Linked DNA regions of Homo sapiens: region 1 is linked to region 2. The links are chromatin contacts, found by Hi-C in ENCODE. All regions are on one chromosome and are shown on one strand. The core of a region is the stretch at or near the end of the contact, and the rest is flanking DNA. Distances in the headings are between cores, read along the strand shown. Region 1 overlaps TBC1D14 (TBC1 domain family member 14). Region 2 holds the start of WFS1 (wolframin ER transmembrane glycoprotein).

Region 1 (5,979 bases), core at 1,246-3,745, 710 kb after region 2:
AGAGACAGGGTTTTGCCATGTTGGCCAGGGTGGTCTAGAATTCCTGGCCTCCAGTGATCCACCTGCCTAAGCTTCCCAAAGTGCTGGGATTACAGGTGTGAGGTACTGCACCAGCCACATAAATTTGATAACTTAGATGAAACCGTCCATTTCCTTGAAAATTGCAAATCACCAAAATTCATCCAAGATGAAATAGATAACCTGAATCATCCTGGAATTTATTAAAGAAGGACTAGATGGTTTCACTGATGAATCCTACTGAACATTTAAAGAAAACACCAATTTGAGAAGAAGACGGAGTACGTACTTCCTCACTCATTTTAAAGGCCAATCTTACCCTGCTATCAAAACCAGATGAATACAGTACCAAAAAAACTACAGGCAAATATCCCTTTTGAAGACACACAAAAAATTCTCAACACAGTATTAACAAATTGAATCCCATAATACATTAAAAAGTTACAACCATGACAAAGTGACGTTTAGCCCAGGAACACAAGGCTGGGTCAGTGTTTGAAAATCGATCAGTGTCAGCTACCATACTACCAATTTAAAGAAAACCACACGATCCTATCAGTTGGTGCAGCAAAAGCATTTGATAGAATTCAGTGTCCATTCCTCACAAAAACTCTCAGCAAAGAAGAAATGGAAGAGAACTTCCCCCACCTGATAAAGAGCATCTACAGGAAACAGCTACAGCTAACATGCTTAATGGAGAAAGACTGAAGGCCTTCCCCTAACATTGAAAACAAGACAAGGATGTCCGCTCTTACTATTCCTGTTCAACATTGTATCGGAAGTCCTAGCTGGTACCTTGCTTGTGGTAATGCACAATGGTACAGCCATTCTGGAAAACCAGTTGGGAGGTTTCTTTAGGTGAAACATATACTTAGAATTAGCCCAGCAATCCCACTCTTAGGTGTTTGCCATCGAGAAATGAAAACTTATGTTTGCACAAAAATCTGTACATGTTTATAGCAGCTCTTTTCATAATCTTCAAGAAATGGAAACAACCCAAATGCCTTTCAATGAATGGATGAATGGTGGTACATTCCATACAACGAAATATGACTCAGTAATAAACACACCTAATACCTTGGGTGAACCTCGGGCATTATCTGAAGGTAAAAGTCAGTCTCGAAAGTTTGCGTGCTGTGATTTCATTTGTATCACATACTTGAAAAGACAAAGTTGTAGTGATGGAGAACAGATTCACAGTGCCAGGGGTGGGGTAGGGTGTGACTACCGAGGGCTAACACAAAGGAGGTTTTGAGAGTGATCCAACTGTTTTATATCTTGATTGTCATAATGGTGGCTACAAGGCAACATTTTAGAAGTCATAGGACTATATACACTAAAAAGCTAACTGTATGTTAATTCAAAAAATTAACATGAATTAATGGATCATTTAGGGTTCTTTTGACCCAGCATTTCCACTTCTGTTAATTTCTCCTACAGATGAATACGCATATAGGTGAAATGACAGTTGTATAAGGGTATTGATCGCAGCACAAGTGATTGGAAGCTATCTAAATGTTTGGCAGGGAATTGGTGAAATCCTAAATGAAATACTGCACCGACCTCACAAAGCAAGATGGATCACTATTTGTATAGTGTGGTCTATGTGGCTAAAGATACACACACATCCTCATAAATGCAGAGACCATATTTGGAAGGGTACTTACAAAATAGCTATTAGTGGAATTTCTTTGGAGAGGAGAACAAACTGGGTACATGGGAGATAGGAGGGAGACCTACTTTCCACTGTATACACTTTTGTACCTTTTGTATTTTGTTCTGTGTACATGTCTACTTAAAAGAATTTTTTTTTTTGAGACAAAGTCTTGTTCTGTTGCCCAGACTGGAGTGCAGTGGCACGATCTCGCCTCACTGCAACCTCTGCCTCCTGGGTTCAAGCAATTTCTGGCTAATTTTTGTATTTTTAGTAGAGACAGGGTTTCACCATGTTGGCCAGGCTGGTCTTGAACTCCTGACCTCAAGTGATCCGCCTGCCTTGGCCTCCCAAAGTGCTAGGATTACAGGCGTGAGCCACCGTACCCGGCCTTTAAAATATATATATATATTTTTAATGTGTAGAATGACAGAAAAATTGTTGAGGAAATTTGGGCAAAGGACAGCAAGATGAAACCAGACGTAAGTGGATGCCCCAAGATACAACTCACAGAATCTCATGTAACTCCTAGAGGTGTGCTACAAATTTTACATTGAGCTTTCTAGTGGCCAGAGCAGAGGGAAACATTATACAGCTGGTGACCGAGTTGAAAGCTGAACCTACTCTGGAAGTTTTGGCTTGTCAAGGTGGTAGAGGTCATGTTTGTATGGGACTGGGATCGTTTGGTGGAGAACAGGTCTATCAGGAGATTATCCCATAAAATGTCTAATCCCCATTTGTCCCCATTAATGTTGGGGTTTAGAGAAGCAGCAGGTTAATTACATATCATACTTCCACATGATGCCAAGAACTAGAAAGAAGGAAGTGATCTGAAGTTTCTACAGGGGAAATGGCAGCATGGTTGTTTAATTTGCACTTTCCTTTTTAGTCTTCTATTATCCTGGTAACAGCTTATTTATTCTGAGAAGTATAAATTCTTCATCCCCAATGCCTTTTAACAATAAAGACTGAAATTCCTATTTAATGCTTAATGCTTCCTAAGTTTTGCTTATTTTTCCTAATGTGGAAGTGATAAGTTTCCGTTAGTTGGAGAGGGTAGTGTTGAGAGCACAGTTTCTTTGGTGCAAACACTGTGGATCTTGTGTTCAGTCTTACTGCTGCGTCTCGCCAGAAGGAATAGGAATTCAGGAACAGGAAACACATTTGTTCTTTTACAGGTCTTTACTGGGGCCTTTCACAGTACTGGGGTGAGAGGGGTCTCAGGCCTGTGAACATGGGGTTGGGGTGGGTTGGGAAGACTCTGGCTTTGGGATTAGAAAGCTGGAATGTGTACCTTGGTTCTGTCATTTACAGTCAGTCGTGTGGACTTAAGCCCATGTCTTTGTCTCTCTGAGCCTCAGTATCCTCTGCAGAGGTAGTGCTCACATTGCCTATGCTCGTGAGGGTGAAGTACAATGCAGCATGGGGTCGTGGAGCAGTGGCTGGCATCCTGGCATCCCATGGGAGCTTCGGCACGGTCAGGACTCCTCATTGTGGTCTCCTGTCACAGCTAGACCTTCAGTCTTGTGTGCATAGAAAAAAGCCAGCAACAGACCCAAAAAACAACCTTGCTGCAGTAATAATTCGGTGTGGTTTGGAAATAGTTGGTGAAATCGATTTTTGATGCCATCTGAATTAGCTTAAAAATTATTTTTCACATTTTAAATACAATTTATGAAAAAATACTTATCAAATACTCAAATGATAGATGCAAGACAGGAAAATCCTTTCCCTCCTGAGACTTCACAGCCCCCGTTACAGGAGTCTCTGATGGTTTCATGTCTGCCCTCCCAGGCCTTTCTCTGAGACAAATTATGTATGTGTAAATTTCGTCCACACAATTGCATAGACATGATGTAATTGCAGACTGAGTTCTTTGAGCACCTTCTCTCTGGTATGCTTAGGAATCTTGTTAAACACATAACTTGAAGCTGTAGTAGCCTGTGATTGTAAGGAGGGGACTGTCTGTGTTCTAAGTCTGGTTTCTGGCTGACCTTGGACTCGGCAGTGGTGTCTGCAGGCGGGTGGCCCGTTGTGTACGATTGTGAACGCCGAAGAGATGGTGCAGCTCAATTGATGCCGCTTCCCAGAAAGACCGAGAGAAAAGCCCCTGGGAGCTTTTGAATGCTTTTGCCCTCGCCTGGGCAATTTAATGTGTTAATGTGCCCCACTTAGATGGAGCGGCTGTTGACATTTTGCCATATTTACTTTATTGTGCCTCTATTTTTTAAAAAATTGAACCATTTGCAGTATTATGACATCTTACTGCTAAATACTTCAGCACACAGCTCTTAAGAGTAAAGACATTCTCCTACATAACCATGACTGTTACCACACCCAGGAGAATGATGGGGAATTCCATAGTAGCATCTGATACCCAGAGCATGTTCTAATTTCCTCAGTTGTATCAAGCTGTTCTTTTTGAACCAGGATCCAGTCAGGTTTGTGTATTGCCTTAATTATATGTCCCTTTATTCTTTTCATATAAAACACTCCTTTTTCTCACGACTTTTACCTTTTTTAAAATTAAAATGATCAAGGTCAAAGATTTATTTTACGCCTTGAGGAGACCAGTAAGAGATAAAACTTATGCCAAGAGCATTTGAGGAATTAGGGGTGTGTGTGTGTTTGTACACACATATATGCGTAAAACCCAAAAAGAACTAGAGTAAGATGGCTAGGTTAGATTTCAATGAACAAACAAACTGGTGACAATAAAACATAATCTTTGGGGTTATCTTTTCTTTTGGACATTATCTACAAGTTAATATGTAACTTTACAGTATCGGGGCTTGAATGGAGTAACAAATAGCACAGGGACAGTGTCCTAGATAATTAATCTTTAGGCAGCCATGCTAAAAGTGCCCAGGAATTAATTGAAAGAATAACCCCTACTCCTGCTTTTGCCTTATTTTCAAATTTTGGATAATTGTCTTAACAAGGCGTTCGCTAATCCTTTCAGCCAGAATCAGCCTCTTTCCCTTTTATCCTATTTTTAAAAATGGCTTGAGGTATAAATAATATACCATGAGATCCACTCATTGTAAGTGTTCCACGATTTTAATAAATGTATACAGTTATGCAACTATCATTGCAATCTAGTTTCAAAATATGTTCGACATCCAAAGTTTTATTTTTCATCACCCAAAAAAGTTCCTTCGTGCCTGTTTGCAGTTGATCCCACTCTCACCCCCAGGCAAACATGAATTTGCTTCCTCTCTAGAGATTTACCTTTTTAAGAAGTGTCACATAAATGGAATAATGGAATTTTCTTGTCTGGCATCTTTCACCTGGCCTAGCGTTTTTGAGGTTCATCCATGTAGGCCCATGTCTCAGCAGTTTCTTTTCATGGCCATTTCCCTGCTGCTCATGCATCCGCGGTTGGTGGACGTTCTGGTTGGCGTGGACAATGCTGTTAGGAATGTTTGCATGCAAGTCTCTCTGGTCGTATTTCTCTTGGGTGGGTTCCAGGGAGTATGGTAGGGGATGCTGAATTATAGAAGAAGCTGCACCATTTTACACTCCTACCAAGGATTTAGGAGAATTCCAGCTTCTCTAAGTCTTTGCTATCACTTGCCATTGTCCTTTTTATTTTATCCTGGCGGCCGTCACAGGCTTCCTCTGATGGAGACCTGTCTGCCGGCGATTTGGTAGTTCTGAATCCCAGGAGATCTGCGGGGGGAGCCTTGGGCTAGGCCCCGTCACGGGAGAGCCTCGTGTTGTCGCAGACCGGACTTGCTCAGCCCTGGGACCTGGGGCCCGCGGCTGACCAGAAGTAATTTTGACCCGACGTAGTCCTTATGGTGTAGGGTCGAAGTTTAAAGACTGTTTTTAAAAACCTGAGGTCTCATCGACAGCGTACCGCGCCATCTGAAGGGCGCTGTCCCGCCAGCTTCCGTCTCCCTCCCGGCAGCCCCGGGGCGCCTGTTCGGCTTCTCTGAGTGTTTTGTGTGCTCCCTGACGTTTTAAACCCACCTGTTAATACTTTGTGAAAAACAGGAGCCACGGTAGCCCGTAAAAACTGCTCACAATCACCCCGCCACCCAGAGCTCACTAGTGCGACTATTTTTGTGCAATTTCTTTTGGCAACACGTTTCTCAGCTCTCGGGTGATCTTTAAGGCAGAAGCTGGCTCTCCGCCTGTCGGCGCGCGTCCCCGGTGTTTACGGCCGGTGGGGCCGTACCACGGGGACGCCCCAGCCCCGCCCCTTGTGCCCGCCCCTCGCCGCTCATCAGCCCCGCCCCCTTGGGAGTCTCCAGCCAGGCCTGACGCGCCGAGCCGGCAGCGCGGATCGCCTCGCTGTGTCT
Region 2 (6,047 bases), core at 2,639-5,138:
GTGATCTCTTTGGGGGCCTTGTACACCAATAGCCTGTAAACCGCCACACTCTGCTGTCTTTCAAATGACAACTCACCAAGCCTCTGTCCTCATTTTCTTTGAATACTTGGCATGTAGTCCAATGCCTGGAACAGGCAGGATGTCACTAAATGTTTATATTTTTTAATTTTTATTTATTTTATTATTATTCTTATTATTTTTGAGACAGAGTTTTACTCTGTCGCCCAGGCTGGAGTGCAGTGGCATGATCTCTGCTCACTGCAACCTCCAGTTCCTGGGATCAAGCGATTCTCCTGCCTCAGCCTCCTGTGTAGCTGGGATTACAGGCATGTGCCATGACGCCCGGCTAATTTTTTTGTATTTTTAGTAGAGATGGGGTTTCTCCATGTTGGCCAGGCTGGTCTCGAACTGCTGACCTCAAGTGATCCACCCACCTCGGCCTCCCAAAGGGCTAGGATTACAGGTGTGAGCCACCACGCCTGGCCAAAAGTCACTAAATGTTTGTTGAGTAAATGGAAGTAGGTTTTAAATAGGTGTAGGGAAGGAAGTGGGCCAAGAACTTGAATGCAGAGTCTGAAAATCATGGGCAGACATCAAAGGACTGAATTGTGGGGGGTATATTTGGATGTCAGGTTAAAGAGTTTGGACACTGTCCTATGGGCAAGAAAGAGCTTATATGAAGTCCTTGCATAGGTGATTCATCCATCCATCCATCCATTCATTCATTCAATACTCAGCAGCAACATGCAGAGCTCAGCTCTTGGGGGAATGAGGACAGGTGTCCTAGAAAAGATAGCATTGAACAGCTGGCTCTTTCTCCCACCAGAGTTGTGTTTTAATAAGTTCTAGTATTTCTAGCAGTTACTGCTTTAAGTGTGTGGCTACTAGATTTTCTGGCTCATTCAGATTCATGACAATGAAATCTTTGTGGATTGTGCCTGGCACCCTTACATAATACCACTCTTCCCGTGAATGCTTTCCATCATGCGTTCTTCCTTATCAATAGTAATTTGCCATTTTTCAAATGTCTGCTGTGATCTTCTACTTCTCAATATTTTTGGTGTGTTTCTTGTAAATAGCGCTTAACTGGACTTTAGTTTTTGCCCCAATCTTACAGACTTTGGATGGGAAATTCAGCCCATTCACCGTGTTACGAAGGCGGGTAGCCATGGCTTTATTTATTTTATCTCATCTTATGTTTACTATTATTAAGCTTATTGTTCTTGCTATTATTTACTTTCCCCCTTAATTTTGCTTCCTTACTCTCCCTCCACCCCTCCCCCAACTTCTACCTAGTAATTCAGGAGTTCTACTCTGCTTCTTTCCCGTGAGTTGCTACTTTCCAATTCCTGAGAGTCATAATTCAACCAATCTTTCCCTGATAATGTATTAAAAGTAAATGGTAATGAAGCCCCCTCCCCACCACCAATAAGGCTTTCCTTCCCCAGCTGAGAGTCATAATTAAACCAATCTTTCCCTGCTAATGTATTAAAAGTAAATGGTAATGAAGCACCCCTCCCAACCACCAATAAGGCTTTCCTTCCCCACTCACCAAATCAGATCCTTTTACTTCCTCCTTCTCCCCTCAACCAAATGTGATCTTAAAATATTCTGACTTCTCTGTGATAAGATTCTATTTTTTTTTTTAGTTCCAGGCTAATACAACTTTCTCTTGAAGCATGTAGCTTATGTTTTAAGAATCCTTATGTGGCACTGCTAGTACAAAATCACAGGCACATGTGGATTATCCATACTGTATATTTTGCAAGGGTCATTGCTTAACACCACTTCCTGTTCTGAGCGTTTGCTCTATCTTGAAATCTCTACTGTGATTGAACTGTCTCGGTGACGGGGGAACTCTGAATATCTTCCTCTGAAAGGGGACATCACTGAGGTCCTTTCTCTGTCTTGCCACAGTGGATATTTTCTCTCTTTTGTCCACATAGATGAATCCTGTAGTAGCCATGGTAAGGATCCTTGATCCTATCATCAGAGTCCCTGGACATTGCTCCAAAGTCCCCTAGGAACCACTTCAACTTTTCTCCCCTTAGATGTGACCTGTTCTTTCTGGAACTCTGCAAGACCGTCTCTTTATCCTTGGCATCTGGGATTTCCAGGGACACGTTCTCCTGGCACTTTGCTCACCTCTGTTTCCCCTCCAGCTCTTCCTGGAGTACCTGTCCTTTGTGCAATACACCTCCTGGAACTGTCTTTCCAGTCTCTGCTTTTTGTCCTGATGATTTTCATGTGCTTTTCCTCTACATCATGAAGCATTTACTCCACATTATCTTCCAGTTTGCTCATTTGTCCTCACCTCCACTCTTCTCTTTCTGAATTTGCCTGTTGCTTTTTCAGTCTCTTAGCTCCGTGGAGTATGTTCAGTGTTGCTGTGTTCTGATAGAGGCTCCTTAAGCCATCTTGTAGATTTTTTGTTGCACTTCCTCTCTTCCCTTAGACCTCCACAGGAGGAACTTTTCAATCTGTCCTCTTCTCTCTGCTTAATGAGCCCCTGCAAAGGGTTTGGGAAGTGCTTCAGCCTCTCTGTGATTGTGTGTTCACATTAATATTTATTATTTTCTTAAATGTGCATAAATCTCACAATGTGAACAGTGATCATCTTTGAGTGATTTTTTTTCTCCTTTCTACTTTTAGTAATTCTCCAAATTTTCTACAGTTAGTGTGTGATAAGGTGGAAAGACATCTTCAAGACTTTGGGCAAATAACTATGTCTGAGCCTCAATTTTCACATCAATAAAAAATGGGCTCAGTGCCACCTCCCTCCTTGGGTCACTAGGGGGGCCCTTGAAAGCTGTGAAAGCCCCTAAGCCAACCTGGACAGAGCAGGCGAGGCTGACGGCAGGTGTTCTTCCTTCCTCTGTGAGCCTCACAGGGTCACACGTGAACATTGGGGATCGGGGGTGGGCAGTGGGGGCAGCTGGAGAATCAAATGAGGTGACTGACATGAACTACGCCGCTTTGACAAAAGTCCTCCGAAGTAGTGTGTTCAGAACTCATCTCCAAAGCCATCTGGAATATTTGCTCCCAACATGTTGGTAAGCATTATCTCTGACAGTCACTCCGAGCCCCAGTTTCTGCTGTGATAACTAGGACAGGTAGCTCAGGTTGGTTGTGGGGACCAGAGACAGAGCAGGCAGGGTCTCACGTTCCCCAGGGCCTCTCAAGGATAGACCCTCGCCCTCATCTCCAAACCACGCCTCCCAGACAGGAACCAAACTCCCAGAGTCTCCAAACTGCCTGAGCCTTGCCCACTCCCTGGGCTAACACACACTTTAAAGGAATCCCACAGTCACCGTGTGAAAAGCTTGCTACACTGCATTTGATTCTGGGCACTGAAAGCAGTACTTGGCTGCAGACACTCGTTTCAAACAGGCCCCATTTTTCCATCTCTGCTGCTGTTATTAGGGGAGCCCTTAGACTCTCTTGCAGCGCCGGAATAGGCGCTCAAGACGTGTGTTAATATTGCAACAGCAAATATAATGAATCTGCAGTTGGGGACGCTGAGGCCGGAGTGGTGGATGAAAGGTGGCCGGAGCCTTTTCCACGGGTCCAAACCACCTGTTACAGGAGAAGGCGAGCGGCCTCGCTAAGCAACTGGACGTTCCGCGGGCGGGGCGGGGGCGGGGCCGGGGCCCGAGTCCGCTCGGAAACTTTCGCTGTGGGCGAGCCGGACCCGCCTTCTGGCCCCTCGGGCCCAACCACGCAGGGGGAGTGCCGGGCCGCAGCTAGGCGAGGCGCACCGTGATTGGCGGAGATGTGGAGTGATTGGCGGCTACACCGGCCACTCAGCAGGCCGAGCTGGCGCCGCATCCGGGGGGCCGCGTCTGGAGTGGAGGGAGGCCGAAGGCCCCGCCCCTGCCCCGCCCCCTCGTGCAGAAGGCCGCGCTAGCCGGCTCTTCAGCAGCGAGTGCAGATTGCTCCCCCGCGGCCGCAGATCTCCCGTTTGCGCCGCGTTCAGCTGCTCCCGAACAACTTTTCTGCCGGCCCAGAGGCCCCAGGGCGTCGCAGCGCCGCGTGCGGCCCACTCACGGGCCGGTGAGTACTTCGGCGCTGGGGCAGTGGCGCGGTGGCTGTGGGCAGCGCGCAGGAGGCGGGCAAGAGCCCTGAGGCACTGTCCTCTTCGGGCCTCAGTTTCCCCTTCCGAGCTGATGGGTGGCTGGCCCCAAAGTCCCGACAAGGTCCCCGAAGTTGGAGGGCCGGGGGTCCCGCCCGCTCTGCAACGCGCAAGGCGACCCCTGTTCCGGGCCCGAACGGGTCACCCGGGGGGCGCGCCCCGGTCCCCCGCGCGCTGTCGCCTGGAGCCCCGCCGCGGGCGGGACAGCAGGCCCGAGAGGCGGAGCGGCCGGCGGGCAGGCCCCCTCCCCGCGCCCCGCGCCATCCCCCCCGAGTTGCCCCGTCATGCCCCTCCCCCGCGGTCCCGGGACCCACGGCCGCCCTCGGTGCCCGCCCGGCCGTTGGAACGCGCCTGGGCCCCCGGGAGGTGTTGTGGGGGGGAAGGGGGGTTCAGTCCCCCAGGGGGACCCGGCCCGCCCGAGGGGCAGCTTAGGGGTCATTCTGAATCCCCACAGCCCACTTAGGAGCGCTGTGGCAGTTCCTCTCTCTCTCGGGGCCCCTCAGTAGAGAGTTGAGGGGTTTCAGTGGCAGCACCTGGACCCTGCCTCGTATGAACTCCACCCTCTGGATCATTAGCTTTTTGTTTGATCAACGAAAACTTTCTGGAGAATCCTACCCAGCCCTTTTGGATGTGATGGCGCCCTGGCCTCTCACCCACTTAGCAGATGATGTTATGAATTCCAAGGAAGTCGCATTTGTGCAACCCCCCACCACCCAGATTTAACCCTCTCAGTAGCCTTAGGCGGAGAAGTTATAGTCCCCGTTTGACACCCCAGGAAGCTGAGGCTCAGCAGGGTTTGGTGCCAGCCCAGGACCACGAAGCTGATGGGGCAGAGCCTGGTGTGAGGCCTCTGCCCTATCTCTCCAGAAGCAGCCCCGTCTCTCCTCACCTTGGACAGTGACCCCTGGCATTTGGCCCAGGGCTTTGCAGTTTGTAAAGGGCTTTCTCTTATGCCAGCATCCATCACTCAAGGAGCTGTGCCCTGGGTACCCCATGTGCTGGCTGCCTGTTCTCTGCAGCAGGAGAGGGAGCCCACGGGAAGCCCAGAGGCCACCTTTGTCACTGTCGCCACCTGTTTACTTCTGTGTCCAAGGGTCTGTGATTCCCATGGGGTCTCCGTTGTATCCAACCAGGGATTTGGAGGGAGGCTTCTCCACATTTCAGCCTCTTTTCCCTACCTGCTGGTTTGTCCTCCCTTCGCAGACACAGGAAAAGTTGGCTGGGAGACCCCATCTCACCTTCTTTCCCAGGATGGAAGAGCATGGAGGGCGTCTCTGACTTAGGCCTCCCCTGCCCATCCCGGACCAGTGCTGGACAGGCTTCTGGGGCTGGTCACAGAGGGGACCTCAGCTCAGTCTCAACCCCCAGAGATGTCTGCACTGCCAGACAGACCCGAAACACCCATCCTTGACGGTGGCAATAAGAATCATAATAGGTCGGGAGCTTTATGCCTACACGGCTCCCCTCCCCTCCCACTTCCCTACTTCCGGAAGTGGTACCACCACAGCCAGCCAGCCCCAGCCACAAACCAGACCACCCCCTGTGCCCTTCATTCCTCACTCCCAGTTGGGTCTCTCCTGGCTCCTGAGCCTCACTCGGATGCCTGCCCTGGTTCAGGACCCTCGCCTCTCCCTGGACGACCCCCAGGCTCCTCCCTGGTCCCGATCCGGGCCTGGCTGCACGCAGCCCTGCTGGTTCTTCAGCTGCCACTTCCCTCTGGGCTATCGGGTCAGGTCCGCCTCCCGAGCCAGGAGCCGGCATTCTTTCGGGCCCTCAGGGACCCGCCTCGCTGCTCACTCAGCCTCTCCCTCCTGTGTCCTCTCTCCAGCAGTCACCTCCCAGCCACCTGCGTGTTCCTGGCCACAAGCCTGGCTCACTGTCCCTCTGCTGCCTCCTCTTCTGGGCACAACCCCTG

What was found. A loop is a pair of places that touch in the nucleus more often than their neighbours do. Pooled maps may share reads with other maps.
Region 1: a map of ascending aorta shows a loop between it and region 2 (12-fold over the local background). The contact joins the enhancer-like site here to the promoter of WFS1 in region 2. A Hi-C loop is called at or near these places in 1 of 168 maps with a recorded cell type or tissue (ascending aorta), 1 of 37 single-sample maps with no recorded cell type and 13 of 50 pooled maps.

The regions. Positions count from the first base shown.
Region 1 is chr4:6,981,208-6,987,186 of GRCh38, forward strand. All of the region lies in intron 3 of TBC1D14 (TBC1 domain family member 14), which reads left to right. Among named protein-coding and RNA genes, the nearest start is that of CFAP184, 59 kb to the right of the region's middle. RefSeq lists enhancers at 4,745-5,504, 5,310-5,359, 5,500-5,579, 5,505-5,979 and a silencer at 5,860-5,979. Within about 2 kb of position 2,496, at least 2 of the 41 ENCODE cell types and tissues checked have a DNase peak (open chromatin) inside an H3K27ac peak, as active enhancers do.
Region 2 is chr4:6,265,962-6,272,008 of GRCh38, forward strand. It overlaps WFS1 (wolframin ER transmembrane glycoprotein), which reads left to right and starts at 3,889. Exons shown (of 8, transcript NM_006005.3): 1 at 3,889-4,053. RefSeq lists a silencer at 3,867-3,976.